Linked DNA regions of Homo sapiens: region 1 is linked to region 2. A link is an interaction called in ENCODE POLR2A ChIA-PET data of the cell type or tissue named here. Cell type or tissue: GM12878. All regions are shown on one strand. Region 1 overlaps UVRAG (UV radiation resistance associated). Region 2 overlaps UVRAG (UV radiation resistance associated).

Region 1 (5,000 bases), 180 kb after region 2:
CCTGGGGTCAGGTGATCTTCCCAGTAGCTCCCTGGGGTCAGGTGGCTACTCCTAGCCTCTCGAGTAGCCAGGACTACAGGCATATGCCACCACACCTGGCTGATTTTTATATGGTTTTTTGAGTCAGAGTTTTGCCACGTTGCCCAGGCTGGTCTCAAACTTATGGGCTCAAGCGATAGTGATGGGATTACAGGCATGAGCCACCACATCCAGCCCCATTTGTGAAAATTCATAAGCCAGTAATGACATCAGTGATACCATTATAGCGCCCCTATAGTAGTTTCCATTGGCTGATTTTTGTCACTTAAGTAATTCTTCATTGCCTCTACTAAGGTAGAGTCCTGCTGAAATACTTGGCATTTAGGTAAGCACTTTTATAATGAGAAAAACGAGGACGAGGGGTGGGAAGTTTGCAAATCTGTTATGTCCACCCCTGCTTAAAACCTTGTCATCGTTTTCCATAGGCTACCTTCCCCCAAATCCCATCTTCTCCTATGCCACCCCCAACCCCCACTTCCGCCCACCCGCGCCCCCTCCCCCGCCTTGCAACAAGACTCTTTTGCATGGCAAAGTCTTCACATGATCTATCTGTCTTCTCTCTCACGTTTCAGCCTCAACTCCTGCAACCACTTACCCCAAAACCTCCGCCACTGGCCCTTTATGCCAGGAAAGCTGAACATCACTGAAAGGCCCATCTTCTGCTTTTGCTTTTATATTCCCTTTGCCTGAAATTTCCTTCCCCTTTTGTCCATGTGGTAAACTCCCACTCATTCTCCAGGATCCAACCAGGCCAACTTCTCTTCTGTGAAGCCTTTCTTTGCCCTCCTGAACAGAGTTATCACCCATCTTCTATTCTTCCTGCTCACCTTGTTTTAAAAAACAAGTAATCGATCAAATATGTGAATATTCTTACATTTCTGTTGTTATTTTGCATGTATGTCTCCCCTACTAAATTAATAAGTTCCTTAAGGGCCAGAGACTGAGGTTCATTCATCTCTTTATCCAGACACAGTAGCTAGCACATAACATGGACTCAGGAAAGGTTTGCACATGCATGATAGACTGAACCAGTGACCTTCCTGCATGGACTAAAAACTTAAGAACTCATCTCTGAAAGGAATAGCCTTCCATTTAAAAGGCAAAGGGAGTTCACATTTGTATCAAATGAAATTACAGTCTTACTTATAGATATGCCTGGCTTTGCTTGTGTCTAGGAAGATAATGCAGGGCTTTGAGAAGTGGGGTGAGATTAAGGAGAAATTATACAGTAAGCGAACATTTTCCCCAAAATATATGCCTGTGGTAATAAGTTGTTATATGTTGAGTGACTTTTTCTCTTCTAGTCAGAGAGCTGACAAATATTTTCAAAGTGTTATAGTGTTTTCTAAGTGTTATTCTTTCACTGACAATTTTATTTAATAATTTTAGATACAGTAGTGGCTCTAGAGCTAACTGAATTACTGGCTTATATGTAATTCAGCTAGTATATTCATATTGACAGTATAGGAGAGATGATTACCAGCTCACAAAGAATGCATGACGCGATGCCATTTGAAGAATTGAAAATGGAAGGAAGGGGGTATGTGAATTTAGATAACTCAACCCTAGAGTTCTGGCCTATTAGCCCTTTGGTTTTAGTTTTATAAAATTATACATGCTGTTAAAGAGTCAAATAGATCCTTAAGGCTAATTGTGAGAAACAGTATTTCTGCTTGTTTCCCAGAGGTAACGACTTTCAACAATCTTAGCAGATTATGTTACTACTTGCCTCTAAATAATTTGATAATGTTGATGCTTCTTGGATTTTGTTCGATTTCTTCTGATTTCTTCAGTAGGAGATGAGACTTTAGTTCCCTTTCACACATTCATATCCCCTTTCTGTTCCCCCATTCTACCTGAGAAATAAAAATAAATTCCTAAGCCTCCCAACCAACTGAACATACCCCGTTTTGGCCAGAAGGACCCTGGAGAAACCCTAAAAACTGAGTTTCCAGCTGTGATGGGATAGGAAGTTGGACCTGCCTTATTCTACCTCCGCCCTCGCTAGCCACCATTCGGTGTTCTTTCCCAAGGGCTAAATGGAAACCAGCCCTTTAGAAAGACTTCCTGCACCTCTGATTTCAACCAATCTCCTGACTGCACCTCCATTTTTATGTTTCAAATGCAGCAACTGGTCAGCATTTCTTCCTGATAAGAGACCACACTGACTGTGGAGTGGTTCTGCCAGTCTACAGAGGCTGTGCACAGAGGCCTTTCATGTCCTCGCTTTACCTTTTGATGTACAGGGCCTACTTGTAATACATTTAAATGTTAAGTCTCTACCCCAAAGTGAGCATGGTGTGCAGACTGTATACATATTAGCCTACTACGCCTGCTTGTGCTTCCCCTTCATGAATATTCATAACTCCTCCTATAACCTGTTGAATGTATATACTTAGCCAACCCACTCAGCATAAATTCCCATTCCCTTTAACCCTCCCTGGCAGTGCCTATTTCCAGCTTCTGGCCAGAGGCTATCCTTCCCAGTCTGTCAGAATGGCTACCTGCAGGCTGCAACCCTTTATGAGAAATAAAGCTCTCCTTTCCAGACTTAGGAACCTTGTCATTCTTCAGTTGACCTACCGTTATAGGTTTTCAAATTACTTTGTCTATATAAATACCACTCAGATAAGCCATGTAGTATACTGTGATTACTTTTTTTCCCCTAATGTTTTTTATTTCCTTTGGAGCTTATTTTCTTATTTTTTCTTTGATTAGTTTTCAGTGTGCTTATAACTAATTTCATCCTAAATTCTCTACCAGTTATCTAATCACCTCTCAAGATATTCAGACATGTTAGATATACAATAAATTACATATCGGGTATTCACACAATTTCATCTTTGGGAGAAATCTCTCCTAGAACTTCTGATCTGCTGCAGTCTGTCATATTGTTTTCTATGGCTTTACCATAATCCTAGGGATTTCCATAATTTCTCTTATGTTGAAACCTCTATTTTCTAGATAAATCCTCACAAAGAATGCATGACATGATGTCTTCCTCTTTCTCAGTGTTCTCCCTTGTTTTGTTGGAGCATATCCTTCTATAGCTTCCTAAGAAAGCATGCATGGAGATAAATTTTTGAGACCTTGTAAATCTGAAAATTATCTTTATTCTTCTCTGACTGAAATGGAATGTTAGGCTGGAAACAATTTTCCTTAAGATTTTGAAATCATTGTTCTATTATATTTTAGCTTCCAGTGTTACTGAAAAATCTAGAGATATTTGATTCCCCCTTTTTGTATGTGAAATATTATTTACTTATTTTGCTTTGCCTTGCTTTTTATTTTTAGAAATTTGTAGGAACTGTATTTGTGCCCAATGTTCTGAAATCTCAGACTGATAAGTCTGTTTTTATCTGTTGTGCTCGGCACTCAATGGATCTTTTTAACCCAAAAGCTCAAATCATTAAGTTCTGGGAAAATTCCTTGAATTACTTCATTAATGGTTTACTCCCTTTTATTTTTTTTTATATCTCTTCCTGGACTACTATCGTTTAGATATTAGGTTTCCTGTACTGCTCCTGTAATTTTCTTACTTCTTCTCTCCTGTTTTCTATCTCTTTGTCTTTTTGTTCTACCTCTGGAGAGATTTGCTTACCTTCATCTTCTTGCCCTTGTGTTTTTCATTTTGGCTTTCATATTTTTAATTTCTAAGAGTTCTTTTTCTCTGAATAGCATCTTATTGTTCTATGTGTGTAATATCTTCTCTTTTCCACTTGAGCATATTAATGATTTTTGAAATTTTTATTGTTGTTTTTGTTTTGGACTTGATATATCATTTGTATTAGAAGCTTTTCTTAGAAGTTTGGAGATACCCGATTGTATATTTGTTTTTTTTTTATTATTCTTTAAGTTCTAGGGTACATGTCCACAACGTGCAGGTTTGTTACATATGTATACATGTGCCTTGTTGGTGTGCTGCACCCATTAATTCGTCATTTACATTGGGTATATCTCCTAATGCTTTCCCTCCCCCTTCCCCCGACCCCACAACAGGCCCCGGCGTGTGATATTCCCCTTCCTATGTACAAGTGTTCTCATTGTTCAATTCCCACCTATGAGTGAGAACATGCTGTGGTGTTTGGTTTTTTGTTCTTGAGATAGTTTGCTGAGAATGATGGTTTCCAGCTTCATCCATGTCCCTACAAAGGACATGAACTCATCCTTTTTTATGGCTGCATAGTATTCCATGGTGTATATGTGCCACATTTTCTTAATCCAGTCTATCATTGATGGACATTTGGGTTGGTTCCAAGTCTTTGCTATTGTGAATAGTGCCGCAGTAAACATACATGTGCATGTGCCTTTATAGCAGCATGATTTATAATCCTTTGGGTATATACCCAGTAATAGGATGGCTGGGTCAAATGGTATTTCTAGTTCTAGATCCTTGAGGAATCGCCACACTGTCTTCCACAATGGTTGAACTAGTTTACAGTCCCACCAACAGTGTAAAAGCATTCCTATTTCTCCACATCCTCTCCAGCACCTGTTGTTTCCTGACTTTTTAATGATCGCCATTCTAATTGGCGTGAGATGGTATCTCATTGTGGTTTTGATTTGCATTTCTCTGATGGCCAGTGATGATGAGCATTTTGTCATGTGTCTGTTGGCTGCATAAATGTCTTCTTTTGAGAAGTGTCTGTTCATATCCTTCACCCACTTTTTGATGGGGTTGTTTTTTTTCTTGTAAATTTGTTTGAGTTCTTTGTAGATTCTGGATATTAGCCCTTTGTCAGATGAGTAGATTGCAAAAATTTTCTCCCATTCTGTAGGTCACCTGTTCACTCTGATGATAGTTTCTTTTGCTGTGCAGAAGCTCTTTAGTTTAACTGGATCCCATTTGTCTATTTTGGCTTTTGTTGCCATTGCTTTTGGTGTTTTAGACATGAAGTCCTTGCCCATGCCTATGTCCTGAATGGTATTGCCTAGGTTTTCTTCTAGGATTTTTATGGTTT
Region 2 (5,000 bases):
GTTCTATAGGTTTTTTTTAGCTTTATAGTGGGTTTTTTTGTTTGTTTGTTTGTTTGGAGATAGAGTCTCACTCTGTTGCCCAGGCTGGAGTGCAGTGGCGTGATCTCAGCTCACTTCAATCTCTGCCTCCTGGGTTCAAGTGATTCTCCTGCCTCCAGCCTCCCGAGTAGCTGGGATTACAAGCGCGTGCCATCATGCCTGGCTAATTTTTGTATTTTTAGGAGGTACCAGGTTTTACCATGTTAGCTAGGCTGGTCTCGAACTCCTGACCTCAAGTGATCTGCCCACCTCAGCCTCTCAAAGTGCTGGGATTACAGGCGCGAGCCACCGTGCCTGGCCAGCTTTATGGTTTTACAGTTAAGTCTTTGATTCATTTTGAGGTAATTTAAAAATATGGTATTAAGGACAGGTCCAACTTCATTCTTTTAAAAGTGGCTATCCAGTTTTTTTAGCACCATTTGATGAAAAGACTTATTTCCCCATTGAGTAGTCTATGAACCTTTGCTGAAAATCAGTTGATCATAGATGCATCGATTTATTTCTGGATTCTCAGTTCTATTTTGTTGATTTATATGTCTGTCCTTATGCCAGTGCTATCCTGTTTTGACTATTGTTGCTTGGTATTAAGTTGAAATTGGGATATGCGAATCTTCTAACTTTGTTCTCTTCAATATAATTTTGGCTATTGACCCCTTGCAATTCCATATGAATTTGAGAACTGGCTTGTCCATTTCTGTAAACAAGGCTGCTGGAATTTTGATAGAGATGGCATTGAATATCTTATCTAGATTGCTTTGGGTATTGTTCCTATGTTGATAATATTAAGTCTTTATATCCGTGAACATGGGATGCCATTTTATTTATTTTGGTCCAGTTTGGAATACACTTTATTTTTCTTGCCTAATTGTTCTGGCTAGAACTTAGAGTACAAATGTTGAGTAGAAGTGGTGAAAGCAATCACCTTGTCTTTCTTGTTTTTGATATTGGGGGAAGATTTTGAGTCTTTCACCATTGAGTATGGTGTTAGCTGTGGGTTTTTTGTAGATGCCCTTTATCAGGTCTGGGAAATTCCTTTCTATTCCTAGTTTGTGATTTTTTTTTTTTTTAAATCATGGAAAGGTGCTGAATTTTGTCAAATGCATTTTCTGCATCAACTGAGATGACTGTGTGTGTTGTGGTGTATTACACTGATCCTTCCTTCCTTCTTTCTATAATTTCTCTTTTTGACAGAGTCTTGCTCTGTCACTTAGGCTGGAATGCAGTGGCACAATCATGGCTCACTGTACCCTCAAACTCCTGGGCTCAAGTGATCCTCCCACCTCAGCCTCCTGAGTAGCCGGGACTGCAGGCATGCATCACCATGCCCAGCCAATTTCTTTATTAAAACAATTTTTTTTTTTTTTAGAAATGGTGTCTCACTGTATTGTCCAGGCTGGTCTCTAACTCCTGGGCTCTAGTGATCCTCCTGCCTGTGCCTCCCAAAGTGCTGGTATTACAGGTGCCTAGCCTGATTGATTTTCATGTATCGAAATTCCCTTGCATACCGTGTATGAATTTCAGCTGTTCATGGTGTATAATCTTTAAAAAATTTTTTTTGTGGTAAATTACAAATACACAAAATTTACTATCTTAACCATTCTAAGTATACAGTTTAGTGGCATTAGGTACATTCACACTGTTGTGCAACCATTGCCACCATCCATGTATTTCATCTTGCAAAACTTTTCACCTTACAAAACTGAAACTCTTTATTAAACAATAATTCCTCATTCTCCCCTATCCCCTGGTCCCTGCCAGTTACCGTTCGACTTTCTGTTTCTATGATTTTGACTACTCTAGGTACCTCATATGAATGAATGAATGAATGTTTTTCCTTTGATTGGCTTATTTCACTTAATATAATGTCCTCAAGCTTCATCAATGTTTTAGCGTGTGTCAGAATTTCCTTCCTTTTTAATGGTGAATAATATTTCCTTGTATGAATATACCATGTTTTGTTTATCCATCATCTGTCTGTGGACACTTGGGTTGCTTCCACCCCTTGGCTATTGTAAATAATGCTGCTATGAATATGGATATACAAATGGCACTTCCCATTCTTGCTTTCACTTTTTTGGGGTACATACCCAGAAATAGTTGCCAGGTTGTGGGCTGTAATTCTTTTAATATGCCACTAGATCACTTTTAGTAGTATTTTGTTGAAGATTTTTATATCTGTATTCATAAAGGATATTGGTCTATAGTTTTCTTGTGACATTTTGTCTGGCTTTGGTATCAGGATAGTATTGGTCTCATAGAATAACTTAAGAAGTATTTCCTTGCTTTTATGTTTTTTGAAGACTTTGAGAAGGATTGGCATTAAATAATTGGTCAAATTCACCAGTCAAATAATCTGGTTCTGGGCTTTTTTTTTTTTTTTTTTTTTTTTTTTGTGGGAGTTTTGTGATTACAAATTCTATCTACCTCTTTATCTGTTATAGGTCTGTTCAGATTTTCTGTTTCTTCTTGAGTCATTTTTGGTAGTTTCTGTTTCTTCTTGAGTCATTTTGGTAGAGTCATTTTGGTAGTTTGGTAGTTTATATCATTTTGTCTACATTATCTGATTTGCTGGAATACAATTAATTGTTCACTGTATTCTTTTATAAGCCTTCTTATTTCTGTAAGATTGGTAATAACGTTCCCACTTCTTTCCTGATTTTAGTGATTTGAGTCTTCTTTCCTTTCCCTTTGGTTAGTTTACCTTAAGATTTGTCAATGAGCCAGGTGCAGTGGCTCATGCCTGTAATCCCAGCACTTTGGGAGGCCAAGGTAGGAGGATAGCTTGAGTCCAGAAGTTAAAGAGCAGCCTTGGCAACATAGTAAGACACCCTTCTCTATAAAAAATTAAAATTAGCTGGGCGTGGTGGTGCATGCCTGTAATCCCAGCTAATTGGGAGGCTGAGGTGGGAGGGTCTCACGAACCCAGGAGTTCAAAGTCAGTCTGGGCAACATGGAGAAACCCCATCTCTACAAAAAAAATACAAAAATTAACTGGGTATGGTGTTGCATGCCTGTAATTCCAGCTATTCAGGTGGCTGAGGCAGGAGGATCGCTTCAGCCCAGGAGGTTGAGACTGCAGTGAACTGTGATCATGCTACTACTCTCCAGCCTGGGTAACAGAATCAGAACTTGTTTAAAAAAAAAAAAGATTTGTCAATGTTGATCTTTTTAAAAAACAAGCTTCTCTAGTTTGAATTAATATCAACTTAGTTTTAATGCTGTAAAAAGCTTTGCTTCTGTATAGCTCTATTCCCCTACCTTTGTGTCATTGTTTTCACAGATTGCATCTTTATAATGGTGTGCCCATCAAGATAGATTTATAAAGATTGTTTCATGTATTTGTCTAGTTGATTGTTTTTTAAATGGTAGATCAACTAGACATTCTTAGGCTACATCCAGTTAATAATATGTCTTTTTTAATCTTTATAATGTATTGCTGGTTCAATTTGCTGATATTTCGCTAAGGATTTTTGTGTTTCTTTTCGTGAGGGATATTGGTGTATAATTTCCTTTGTGTGTGTGTGTTGTCTCTGTCTAGTTTTGGCATCAGTAATGCTAGTTTTATAAGTTGGAAATTGTTCCCTTCTCCGCTTTCTGAAGGAGTTTGTGTAAAGTGGATATTCTTTCTTTCTTAAATGTTTGATGAAATTCATCAGTAAGACCATTTGGACAGGATTTGTGTGTGTGTGGGAAGATTTTCAATTGCTTATTCACTAAAAAAGTAGATATGGGACTATTTAGATGTTTCATAGTATGTCTGTTTGGGCACTTTTGTGTTTCTTTTCAAGGAACTTGTCTAATTAAGTTGTCACAGTTATTAGCATAAAGTTGTTAATAATATTCTCCTAATATCCTTTAAATGTCTGTAGTGATATAACTTTTAATGATACTACTAGCATTATAGCGAACATGTATGTGGTGCTTATTAAATACCTTTCATTTTACAGATATTAACTTTTAATTCCCGCATTTTGTGAGGCAGTTACTATTATCATCTCCATATTACAGATGAAGAAACCAAGGTTAAACTAAGAGCACTCTGGTTCCTTGCTTAAGATTATATAGCTGTTGTATTGAAGGCTTGAATTGGACTCCTGGTGGGTCCAGAGTCTTTTTTTCTAAATTACTGTGTACTCTCCCCACCCCCCACTTTTTTTTTTTTAAGAAACATGACTATTTATTCCTTTTTATCTTTTTTTTTTTTTTTTGACAGTGTCTTGCTCTTTCACTCAGGCTGGAGTGCAGTGGTGTGACCGCCAGATTGGTTCACCTTGCCCTCTGCCTGGACAGAGCCAATTTATCAAGACAGGGGAATTGCAATAGGGAAAGAGTAATTCATGTAGAGCCAGCTATGCAGGAGACTGGAGTTTTATCATTACTGAACTCAGTCTCCTCTGCCTTTCTTAAATGACAGAGATACCTATTCTGTTCTTCTTCTGGAATTGTCCTGTATTCTTTTTAGAAAGTATCCTTGCTACTTTGTACCACAGAGTAGAAATATTTGTTTCTGGTGTTCCTAGTCAGAACTTGGAATGCCCTTTTCCCCATAAAAACATTACATATGATGGCTAGGCATAGTTGAAATATTATTGTTAATACTCTTTTTGAGTCACATAATATGTTAAAATGACTTCTGGAGCTTCCTTGGGAGGTTCACCACAATTTATAATGTGAAACATTGTTTCCGTGGGAAACTGTGAGAAGAAATGTATTTTATTTTTTTGACCTAACACCGAATTTATCACTTTTTAAAAACAAGATATTTTCAACAAAAGTGAAGAAATAAGAAACAAATCCAGTGTTCATGCATTCCCAAACTGCAGCCTTGATTCCAGGATACCTCCTTCTCTCAAACCGAGCTGGCTTCCTGGGAATCCAGTGGTGGTACATGGATCGAGGGTTCCTTTGTGCTGCATTTTTTACTGCCTCTCTCCTGAGTTGTCGGGATAGATTCTGCAGGC

What was found. ChIA-PET counts read pairs that join two places held together with the same protein. Peaks named below come from ENCODE experiments on the same cell type or tissue, not always from the same donor. Only the 100,000 strongest peaks of a DNase experiment are listed, where the experiment ranks them.
Region 1: POLR2A ChIA-PET joins it to region 2 with 6 read pairs; 5 of 35 experiments call an interaction of 5 or more read pairs at or near these places.

What each region holds. Positions count from the first base shown.
Region 1 is chr11:76,087,966-76,092,965 of GRCh38, forward strand. All of the region lies in intron 13 of UVRAG (UV radiation resistance associated), which reads left to right. Among named protein-coding and RNA genes, the nearest start is that of WNT11, 120 kb to the right of the region's middle. In GM12878, no CTCF peak of the experiment used is centred here; no DNase peak of the experiment used is centred here.
Region 2 is chr11:75,906,309-75,911,308 of GRCh38, forward strand. All of the region lies in intron 5 of UVRAG (UV radiation resistance associated), which reads left to right. It also overlaps the pseudogene PPP1R1AP1. Among named protein-coding and RNA genes, the nearest start is that of UVRAG, 94 kb to the left of the region's middle. In GM12878, no CTCF peak of the experiment used is centred here; a DNase peak (open chromatin) is centred at 2,563; H3K4me3 peaks cover 884 bases; H3K27ac peaks cover 616 bases.